Linked DNA regions of Homo sapiens: region 1 is linked to region 2. Evidence: chromatin loops called from intact Hi-C (ENCODE). Cell type or tissue: dorsolateral prefrontal cortex. All regions are shown on one strand. Links, peaks and the distances in the headings refer to the core of each region. The heading gives the core; the rest is flanking DNA.

Region 1 (2,728 bases), core at 1-2,500, 250 kb before region 2:
GGGAAAGATCCTGAAACAAAGCCTAGAAGAAAGGCCCTCTCAGAAACCACCCCCATCCCACAGAAATATCCCAACACCAAAGAGATCAACACAGTCCCCTTTCCCCTTAGACCTAACATGCAACTTCATCCTAAAACAGACCGTAATATCCCCACCACCTCACCATCCATGACCATAAAACTCTACCCTCCACCACAAATGTTAATCATACTCCACATAGATGTTATACTTTACACAGACTGTGGCATTCCGCCCACAAGCTCTATGTGGCCTTCAAAACTCCCAGACTCTCCTACATATCATCACAAAGTTTCACCAATGTTGTGGTCCCTGCCAGGGTCCCCTCAGCCTCAGCCCTCTGCCACCATATTTTCTTGTTGAGTCACCCTTACACACCTCACTAGATGCACCCACCAACTTGCAGTGGGGTCTCAACCCGACTCTGCCTCAACTCACCGCCTGCTGCTTGCTCTGGAATTCGTGCTCTCGCTCTCTGCGGTATTGCTCCACCTCCATCTGTGCCTCCTCCTTTGCCTGCTTCAGTCGCCGGGCCTTCCCTGGAGGCAGAAGAAAGGACAGTGAGTGGGGATGGACCCACACACACACAATGTAATAGCAGGAGTCAGTCCCTTCCAGAAAGTTATACAGCCTTCTCTCAGCCAACCAGGTGCCAGATTCTAATATCCATCCATTTCTTCCCTCCTAACCAGCCTCCAGACCCTAGCTGTCTGTCTTCCCGCCAGCCTTGGGTTTTCCCAAAATGTTTGCTGTCCCCCACCCCCAATTTTCTTTCCAAACTCCTAAGGGAGGAAAGAGGAGACTCACTCTTTCTGGCATCTGCCACCTTCTCAGCTGCCCGCTTCTCAGCTTGCAGAAGCTGCTGGATACCTTGGGACTGACTGGCCATTTCTGTTGTTATGGCCGATGCTGTTTTGAATGCTGTCAAAGTACCAGATGGCTCCCACCCCCCACCGCTTACTTCTCCTCCTCCAGCTCGTTGCTGCAGTCCTCCACTACCCCTGGGTCTTAGTGCTCCCCTGCTCACTCAGCCTCCTGCACCGAGTGTCTCTCCCAATCTCATCCTCCTATTGATGACTGGTCCTCCTCTCCAGCACTTCTTGCTCAGGCAGTACCCAAAGGGGCCGCCTGGGAGCAGCAGAGACCAGGCCCAAAGCTGCGGGCTTACAACAGGTTAGCCATCCCAGTCGGAAAGGTCTAGGGATGAGGCAGGGGCGGAGACGGGGGAGTACTGAGGTGAGAGAAGGAGAACTTGATTGGTGGTAACAGAGGAAGCATAAAGGGTTGTGAATGCGGTGAAAAGGTAAGGATGTCATCATGCAACCTGTGTTGGGAAAAGAGCATTCTGGGCTTAATTCTAAACTAACTCTCTACCTTTCTCTCTCTCTCCACCATCCCGCCCCCTCCCCTGCCTCCCGTTGTTAACATCTCCATCTTTTTCTACATATTTCTCAAGTCCAAATTTTTGCATCTCACTTGCCCCATCCTACGATAGTCTTCTTCCGTCTTTTGTCTGTATTTTTTCTTTTTTTTTGATCTGTCCCTGTTGTTGTCCCACTGTGGTTTTTGTTTTTGTTTTCCATGTTTAATGTGATTTTTATCCTGTCTTTATCTCCTCTATTTTCTCTGTCTTCTCATCTTTTCGTCCATCACTGAACCATCTCCTCTCTCTGCCAAGTTAGAGGAGGCGGGAAAAAACCTCCAAATAACTCTCTTTTCTCCCTCCCCTCCCCTCGCCTCCTTTTCCTCGCCTCCAGTCCAGTCTTCTGGTTTCAGACGGCCCCTTTAATTTAAGTTCCCTAGTTTCCCCTGGGAGATCTGGCCAAGAACTACCCGGTCGGGGCGGAACGACATCCGGTAACGCCCCTCACAGTTCACTTCCGTCCTCCACCTGCGTCTCTGCTTGCGCCATTTCCTCCAGCCTGGAGTGTCTCCGCCCTTCCCGCCTCCCGTCTCCGAGCTTCTTAAACACAGGCCTTGGGCCTACGGCTCTGGGGGTACTTGGGGGGGCGGGGGCAGGTCTGATGAGTAACCCCTCCCCCCAGGTTCCAGAGGAAGAAGCCTCCACATCTGTCTGCCGGGTACATGATATTCAATTTCTAGATCATTATTGGAGATTATCTGTGACTTTTTAAAACTCAGATTTCTGCTGATAAAAATTTTCCCCATCCGGCCCTGTTGGGTTTTTTTAAAGTTCTTTGTTAAAAATTAAAAATTTACCTGGGCTCCTGAGCCTTAAACCAATTATTTACCCTTTTCTCGAATTTTACATTAAAAAAATTAAACCTCTGATCCTATCACCCCCCTCAAAAAAAATTTTTTTTCAAATCTATCATCTGATAAAGGATCAGGGTTAGGTTAGGCCTCATCTCTTGCTGAAGATATTAAAAAAAGACGGAACCAAAGGGAGAAACAACAGGGGATGTCAGAGATGGAGGGAGAAGGACCAGCCAAGGCTGAAGTCCTGACTGCTGCCTTTTTTCCTTCCCCAGCCCAAGAGTTCCATGGCCTCCACTTCCCGCCGCCAACGCCGAGAACGTCGCTTTCGTCGTTACTTGTCTGCAGGACGGCTGGTCCGGGCCCAGGCCCTCCTCCAGCGACACCCAGGCCTCGATGTAGATGCTGGGCAGCCCCCACCACTGCACCGGGCCTGTGCCCGCCACGATGCCCCTGCCCTGTGCCTGCTGCTTCGGCTCGGGGCTGACCCTGC
Region 2 (8,064 bases), core at 979-3,478:
ATCTCTACTAAAAATACAAAAAATTAGCCGGACAAGGTGGTGGGCGCCTGTAATCCCAGCTACTCAGAAGGCTGAGGCAGGAGAATCGCTTGAGCAGTGAGCTGAGATCGCACCATCGCACCGTGGCACTCCAGCCTGGGCAACAGAAGGAGATTCTGTCTCAAAAAAAAAAAAAAAAAAGAAAAGAAAAGAAATAAAAGAGGGGAACAAACAGGGAATTCCAGAAGAGAGGGACTCTATTTTATTTGTTTGTTTGGACAGACATTCTGAATGCAAGGACTCTATTGTAGATAGGGTGATCACAATATGAGGGAGCAAGTCAGGGTCTGCCACATTCATTCATCCATTCAAGAAATACTAATTTTCCATCATGTGCTCAATACCATGCAAGGAGGCAGAGTTGAAAGTACACCAAGGCACAGGTCTCCTTTGGAAGGACTGATAGTTACAATCTGGCAGGGTTATCTCTCCTCTCACTTACCTTCCTCATTTCATTTCTCTTTTATCTCCTCCCAGCAATTGTCATCTCTCCCTCACCCAGTCTTTTCCTACAATTCAAATAACTTCTATCCTCATCAATTTCAGACTCATCAAACTTTTACTAAGAGACTTTAAAAGTGCCTGGCACTAAACTATGTGCTCTGCGCACATCTTTTAATCCTATTAACTCAGTGAGGCAAGCATTACATCAACTTGCCTGCGTGTTCATAGACATAGGAAGACCAAGACACAGCGGGTCTATGAAACGTGCCCAGGGTTACCATACCAGTTGGCAATCTGGGATTTGATCACTCTTTTCCCACATCTGATGTACTACCTTCTTGTCTCATTGTCCATTCCAGTCCTCGCTTCCCTCCTCTGAATTTCTCCCCTCCCCCTCTTCTGTACAACCCCCTCACCTGGGGGTCCTGGGCCGAGCTTCGGAGTCCCAGGGCCGGCAGCGTTGCTCCACAGGCAGCTGGTATTAACTCCGTGTCGGCGTAACTGACCCACTGTTGGACAAGGACAGCCGCCCGGCTGCCCCCTGGGCCCCCCAGGCCTGCTGGCCACAGCAGCTGGGCCACAGCCGTGGCCCCCCACACCCAGAGCCCACCGGGCCCCTGCTCCAGGGCCGGCAGGCGGGGTGGGGGAAAGGGAGTCCTGCTAGTCGGGGGTGGCTGGAGACAGATGCGGGGGTGGGCTCCTCCCCATCCGGGACCCTCCCCAGCCTCCCCATAGCGAGCGGCTATGAGGGCTCGGAGGCTGGGGAAGGCATCTGGGTGAGGGGAGACGTAGAGGGTGGACATAGTTATGAGAAGGTCCGAACGAAGTGGAAAAACCTAAGGAGAAAGAGAGACAGGGGAAGACTGCGGGATCGAGGTGGGTCCTATGTTTGAGTAGAGAGGGGACCCTCACGGGAGCTCCTTCGCCGCAGACACCCGAGTCCCATAGGACTGAGGGTCTGACCAGGCAGGCTGTCAGGAGCCGAGGACCTGGCTCTCAGAGGGGCAGTGTCAGTGGGGAGTTCCTGGGGAAGAGGAACTATCCACCATCGCGGGGCTTCGGGGAGTGTGGAAGGCTCTCAGGAGCGGGTCGGCGTCTGGTTGGATGCGGGTTCGAGCCGCGTGTACGTACTGGAGGGAGATGGTCAGACTGGGCCGGGAATCCACCTCACAGCCAGGCGCCGGCCGCGGCTGGACCGGCCGAGCGGCCCGGGCGGAGGAGTCGAGCGGGCAGAGACGGTGGGCGGCTCTCCAGGTGACCCTAGTTCCCTAAGATCGCCGCCCCGGCAGCCGGCGCCCACGTGTTCCCCCCTTTGTGACAGGGAGCGTTTCCGGGCCTGCGGGTCCTGGCGGGGGCGGCCGTGCCCCGCCTGCGAGTGCGCGCCCGCCGTGTCCGACACTGCCCCGGGGGCCGCGCGGCTCGCCGCCCGCCGGTCTCACGAGGAACAGCGCGGGGCGCGGGGCGCTGGGCGCGGACGCAGGACGAGAGGACACCCCTGAGCACGACGCTCCCGTCAGGCGCCGCCACGGGCACCTTGTGCGGGTCCTCGGCCGGGTGGCGAGGGCGGCGCCCAGCGGGCAGCTAGGGAACTGGCCCAAGAGGGTCGGCCGGCCCTGCCGGTGGAGGGCGTTCCCCACCCGGTAGCGGGGAGGTGCCCAGCAGGGAGCCGCCTGATGAGGACCGAAGGGGAGGTCCATTTGCCGAGGCCCTGGCGTCCAGCTTCCTCTTTGAGCCTCATCTCCTCATGTATGAAAAAAGGGTGACGGCCGGGCGCAGTGGCTCACGCCTATAATCCCAGCACTTTGGGAGGCCGAGGTGGGCGGATCACCTGAGGTCAGAAGTTCAAGACTAGCCTGGCCAAGGTGGTGAAAGCCCGTCTCACGCCTGTAATCCCAGCACTCTGGGAGGCCAGGGCGGGTGGATCACCAGGTCAGGAGTTCAAGACCAGCCAGGCCAAGATGGTGAAACCCCGTCTCTACTAAAAATACAAAAATTAGCCAGGTGTGGTGGCAGGCGCCTGTAATCCCAGCTACCCCGGAGCCTGAGGCAGGGAATTGCTTGAACCCTGGAGGTTGAGGTTGCAGTGAACTGAGATCGTGCCACTGCACTCCAGCCTGGCGACAGAGCTGCAGTATTTGTAAAAATACAAAAATTAGCCAGGCGTGGTGGCACACACCTGTAAGCCCAGCTACTTGGGAAGCTGAGGCAAGAAGATCACTTGAACCTGGGAGGCGGAGATTGCAGAGCTAAGATCACACCACTGCAGTCCAGCCTGGGTGACAAAGTGAGACTCCATCTCAAAAAAAAAAAAAAAAAAAAAAAATTAGCCGGGCATGGTGGTGGGCATCTGTAATCCCAGCTACTCAGGAGCTGTGGCAGGAGAATCGCTTGAACCGGGAGGCGGAGGTTGCAGTGAGCCAGACCAAGCCAGTGCACTCCACCCTGGGCAACAGAGTGAGACTCCCGTCTCAAAAACAAAAAGGAGGGTCACACTAGATGGTCTCTAAGGGTCCCTTAAGGCTGAGAAGTCTCATCTGTATCATGAACTCATATTTGCTGAATGAGTGAATGAAGTTTAGTAATTCCCAGTCACAACTTTTCTCTAAAATATAAATTACATCACTTGTATTTATCTTCTATACATATTCAGAAAACATGAACTGATTTGGTTGGATTGGTGAAGTCTGGTAGCATGAAATGTATCTTATGACACTATCACATTAATGGAAGGACAGCAAGCACTCCAGTTGCAGGTATGGTATAAGCAAAAGGCCACAGGGAGAACATACAGGTAGGGACATGTTGGGGAAACATGGTGTAGAGCAACTGTATTATATGCTTTATACCAAGGAGAGTAGTGGGAAGCTGAGTTGGATTCTTGGCTGGGTTAACGCAGAGTAACAGGGGCTTGGATGAATTCGACATCCTTTTCCATGTCCCAGCCCCCTGCCCAACACATAGTAACAGAACCAAAACACAAATTTGCATCATAAATTTTATTCCCGATGCGGGACAGATTCCTTCCATCCCCAAATGAATCACATGCTGCCCTGGAAAGACCTAGGAAACTCTCCTACCATCTCCAGAGAAGTAGTGAGAAAGGCAGGTGCTGGGGACTGGGAAGGCTTTGAAGTTTCCCAGCCTACTTATCCTCCCCTTCTCAAGAGAGGATAGCTGTTCCCTATTACTCCTCTCATCCACTCATCCCTTAAAAAAAACCCACAAAACCATCATTAGTAAAAAAACAAAACCCCTTCAAGTATTGGGGGTTAGGGGTTCTGGGCTGGGACTTGGGGTTATGGGTCACCAATGAAAGAGGGAGGGGAAGAGGAGGAGGAGCCATCACTGTTTCTGCTGCAGGGCTTCCTTCCTTGCCGCATCCTGTAGCAACTGTGTGTCGACCTCATCTGCTGGCAGCTGCACGTATCGGACCACTGAGCCCCGAATGAAGCAGTTCTTCACTGATAACTAGACAAAGATGGACAAATATGAAAACACCCTTAAAAATGTCCTCTAACCACCCAGGGGCCTCCTGCTTTAGAGGTGTTTCCTCTTCTCCACAGACCCCAACTCACCATGTGAGGGTATTTCTCAGGGTCTGTGACACTGATGTCAGTTAGTTTGATGTTGAGATACTAGGAAAGGAAGATGAACACCATTATTATTATTATTTTTTTTTTTTTGAGACAAGAGTTTTGCTCTTGTTGCCCAGGCTGGAGTGCAATGGTGCCATCTCGGCTCACTGCAATCTCCGCCTCCTGGGTTCAAATGATTTTCCTGCCTCAGCCTCTCGACTAGCTGGGATTACAGGTGCCCACCACCACGCCCAGCTAATTTTTTGTATTTTTAGTAGAGACGGGGTTTCACCATGTTTGTCAGGCTTGTCTTGAACTCCTGACCTCAGGCCTCGGCCTCTCAAAGTGCTGGGATTACAGGCGTGAGCCACCGTGCCTGGCCGACGAACACCATTATTAACCCTAGAGACATGATGTAAGAACCCAACCCTTAAGTCTCCCCTCTCCTTCTCCAGGAACCAATTCTGGGGCCCGTGCTATATCTCACCTGATCCACAGAATGGAGGGTTCCACAGATGCTGTCAAGGGCAGAGGGAGAGAAGAATCAAATTAGTTTATAACAAAGTCAACATAGAGGTGACTTCAGAGCTGGGATGAGAACATGACTGGGAGAAGTCAAGGACTTGAGGATGTCAGAAAAGGTAGAACCAAAAGGGGGCATTCCTAAGCCCTGGAGTAGGAAAGACAACTAACAGAGTAGTTTATTTTCAACCCCACATCTCCTCTCCCTAAACCAATCCATTCTTTTTTTTTTTTTTTTTTTTTTTGAGATGGAGTCTCACTGTCAGCCAGGCTGAAGTGCAGTGGTGTGATCTTGGCTCACTGCAACCTCTGCCTCCCAGGTTCAAGCGATTCTCCTGCCTCAGTCTCCTGAGTAGCTAGGACTTCAGGCGCATGCCATCATGCCCGGCTAATTTTTTATTTTTAGTAGAGATGGGGTTTCACCATGTTGGCCAGGCTGTTCCTTAACTCCTGATCTCAGGCGATCTGCCCACTTCAGCTCCCCAAAGTGCTGGGATTACAGGTGTGAACCACTGTCCCCGGCCAAACCAACCTATTCTTAACAGCTACCATTAAACAACTGGTAAAGGCTAGACCTGTATTCTATATAGTATTTGTAATCTTTACAGCCATCTTTCAAAGTAGTTATTACCTTCCAGGGGCTCAGAGAGGTTGTTTTAAACTTTATGAGTTTAGAACAAATGGGAACTTCAGTCCAAGTCTGTGTGACTCCCAAAACCATCAGCTATTTTTTTTTTATTTTTGCGACAGGGTCTCACTCTATGGCCAAGGCTGGAGTGAAATGGCGTGATCATGGCTCACTGTGGCCACTTGAGTAGCTGTGATTACAGGCTTGAGCCACCATGCCCAGCTGATTTTTTTTTGAGATGGAGTCTCGCTCTGTCGGCCAGTCTGGAGTGCAGTGGCACAATCTCGGCTCACTGAAAGCTCCATCTCCCAGGTTCACGCCATTCTCCTGCCTCAGCCTCCCGAGTAGCTGGGACTACAGATGCCGGCCACCACTCCTGGCTAATTTTTTGTATTTTTAGTAGAGACGGGGTTTCACCGTGTTAGCCAGGATGGTCTCGATCTCCTGACCTCATGATCTGCCCACCTCAGCCTCCCAAAGTGCTGGGATTACAGGCATGAGCCACCATTCCCGACTTTTTTTTTTTTTTTTTGTAGAGAAAGGGTCTCACTGTGAATGTCACCCAGGCTAGCTATTTTCAAACATTTATTGCTTTGGAACCAGAGCCCATATGTGGATAAAGGTAGGTAGCATTACTCTTGATGATGCAGGCATGAGTGATGTCCTCTCCATTCCCCAATCCTCGAGCCCCTTGAAATGCTATTTGAGGAATGCTATCAAAACACCAGTGCTCTTTGAGAGAATGGTGCAAAAATTTAAAAAAACAGCCTTTGGCTGGGAATGGTTGTTCACGCCTATAATCCAAGCATTCTGGGAGGCTGAGGCAGGAGGATCGCCTGAAGCCAGCTGGAGAACAGCCCAGACAACATAGCAAGACCTCATCTCTATTTTAAAGTTATAAAATAAAATAACTGTGGCCGGGCACGGTGGCTCACGCCTATAATTCCAGCACTTAGGGAGGACGAGGCGGGCGAATCACGAGGTCAGGAGTTCGACACCAGCCTGGCCAACATCGTGAAACCCCATCTCTACTAAAAATACAAAAAATTAGCTGGGCATAGTGGCAGACGCCTGTAATCCCAGCTACTCGGGAGGCTGAAGCAGGAGAATCACTTGAACCCGGGAGGTGGAGGTTGTAGTGAGGCGAGATCGAGCCACTGCACTCCAGCCTGGGTGACAGAGTGAGACTCCATCTCAAGAAAAATAAATAAATAAAAATAATCGTAATAAATAGCAGTTTTAAAAACGTCCTTATCTTGCCAAAAATAAAGTTGGCAGTTCTCTGCCCCAATTTTTGTAAAATTCTGAAAGTCTTTAAAACCCAGCGTCTAGGCCATGTGCGGTGGCTCATGCCTATAATCCCAGAACTTTAGGAGGCCAAGGTGGGCGGATCACTTGAGGCCAGGACTTCAAGACCAGCCTGGCCAACACGGCGAATCCCCATCTCTACTAAAAATACAAAAATTGGCCGGGCGTGGTGGCTCACGCCTATAATCTCAGCACTTTGGGAGGCCGAGGCGGGTGGATCACGAGGTCAGGAGATCGAGACCATCCTGGCTAACACGGTGAAACCCCGTCTCTACTAAAAATACAAAAAATTAGCCGGGCATGGTGGCGGGCACCTGTAGTCCCAGCTACTTGGGAGGCTGAGGTAGAAAAATGGCGTGAACTGGGAGGCAGAGCTTGCAGTGAGCGGAGATCACACCACTACACTCCAGCCTGGGTGACAAAGCAAGACTCCGTCTCAAAAAAAAAAAAATACAAAAATTAGCTGGGCATTGTGGTGTGCACCTGTAATCCCAGCTACTCAGGAGGTGAGGCACGAGAATCACTTGAACCCAGGAGGAAAAAAAAAATTTAAAAATAAAATATAAAAATACAAAAATTAGCTGTGTGTGGTGCATGCCTGTAGTCCCAGGTATACAGGAGGCTGAGGCACGAGAATCATTTGAACACAGGAGGTAGAGGTTGCAGTGAGCCAAGATCATGCCACTGCATTCCAGCCTCGGTGACAGAGTAAGGATCTGTCTCAAAAAAAAAAAAAAAAAAAAAAGACCCACTTAAATATGCTCTAGGAAATTAATTTAAATGAACTAGTACTAGGCAATCATTATTTTTTTTGAGACAGAGGGTGAGTCTCTGCCTAATAACAAAAACAAAAACAAACACCCAGTATCTGAAACCCACTGCCTCAGTAATGTTCTCACCATATTGCTAGCTGCTGAAAAACATTTGACAGCACCCCACCATCTCCAGCAGTGAAATAACATTTGGGAATTGTACAAAGTGGTGTCATTTTATTAAGTCCCTTAAGGAGGGGGAGATACATAGCACAAAAGTGGTCTGACAACAAACATAAGAGAAAGAACTTTTGGCCAGGCGTGGTGGCTCACACCTGTGATCCCAGCACTTTGGGAGGCTGAGGCAGGAGGATCACTTGAGGTCAGGAGTTTGAGGCCAGCCTGGCCAACATGGTGAAACCCCATCCCTACTAAAAATACAAAAAATTAGCTGGGAGTGGTGGCATGCACCGGTAATCCCAGCTATTCGGGAGGCTGAGGTGGAAGAATCACTTGAACCCAGGAGGCAGAGGTTGCAGTGAGCCAAGATCGCGCCACCGCACTCCAGCCAGGGCAACAGAGTGAGACCCTGTCTCAAGGAAAAAAAAGGAGAAAGATCTTCTTTCTCATCCCAACAGAAAAGTCACTTTAAAGCCACACACATATTGGCTCACACCTGTAGTCACTGCACTTTGAGAGGCTGAGGTGGGAGGATCACTTGAGTCCAGGAGTTCAAGACCAGCCTGGGCAACACGGCCGAGACTCTGTCTCTATGAAAAATTTTAAAAATAATATA

The links. A loop is a pair of places that touch in the nucleus more often than their neighbours do. Peaks named below come from ENCODE experiments on the same cell type or tissue, not always from the same donor. Only the 100,000 strongest peaks of a DNase experiment are listed, where the experiment ranks them.
Region 1: it touches region 2 in a loop (3-fold over the local background); 3 of 110 quality-filtered maps call a loop at or near these places.

The regions. Positions count from the first base shown.
Region 1 is chr6:31,545,653-31,548,380 of GRCh38, forward strand. It overlaps ATP6V1G2 (ATPase H+ transporting V1 subunit G2), which reads right to left and starts at 956. Exons shown (of 3, transcript NM_130463.4): 1 at 826-956; 2 at 457-557. The coding sequence starts at 907. NFKBIL1 (NFKB inhibitor like 1) reads left to right here and starts at 1,956. Exons shown (of 4, transcript NM_005007.4): 1 at 1,956-2,099; 2 at 2,511-2,728. The coding sequence starts at 2,043. ATP6V1G2-DDX39B (ATP6V1G2-DDX39B readthrough (NMD candidate)) reads right to left here and starts at 1,196. Exons shown (of 13, transcript NR_037853.1): 1 at 826-1,196; 2 at 457-557. RefSeq lists an enhancer at 490-989. In dorsolateral prefrontal cortex, for the core only: CTCF peaks have their summits at 1,156 and 1,360; DNase peaks (open chromatin) are centred at 1,139 and 1,909; H3K4me3 peaks cover 2,500 bases; H3K27ac peaks cover 2,500 bases.
Region 2 is chr6:31,793,932-31,801,995 of GRCh38, forward strand. VARS1 (valyl-tRNA synthetase 1) reads right to left here and starts at 1,821. Exons shown (of 30, transcript NM_006295.3): 1 at 1,615-1,821; 2 at 900-1,319. The coding sequence starts at 1,286. It overlaps LSM2 (LSM2 homolog, U6 small nuclear RNA and mRNA degradation associated), which reads right to left. Exons shown (of 5, transcript NM_021177.5): 3 at 4,546-4,576; 4 at 4,059-4,118; 5 at 3,465-3,951. The coding sequence ends at 3,826. RefSeq lists an enhancer at 1,419-2,273. In dorsolateral prefrontal cortex, for the core only: CTCF peaks have their summits at 2,089 (motif pointing right) and 2,293; DNase peaks (open chromatin) are centred at 1,770 and 2,110; H3K4me3 peaks cover 1,709 bases; H3K27ac peaks cover 2,251 bases.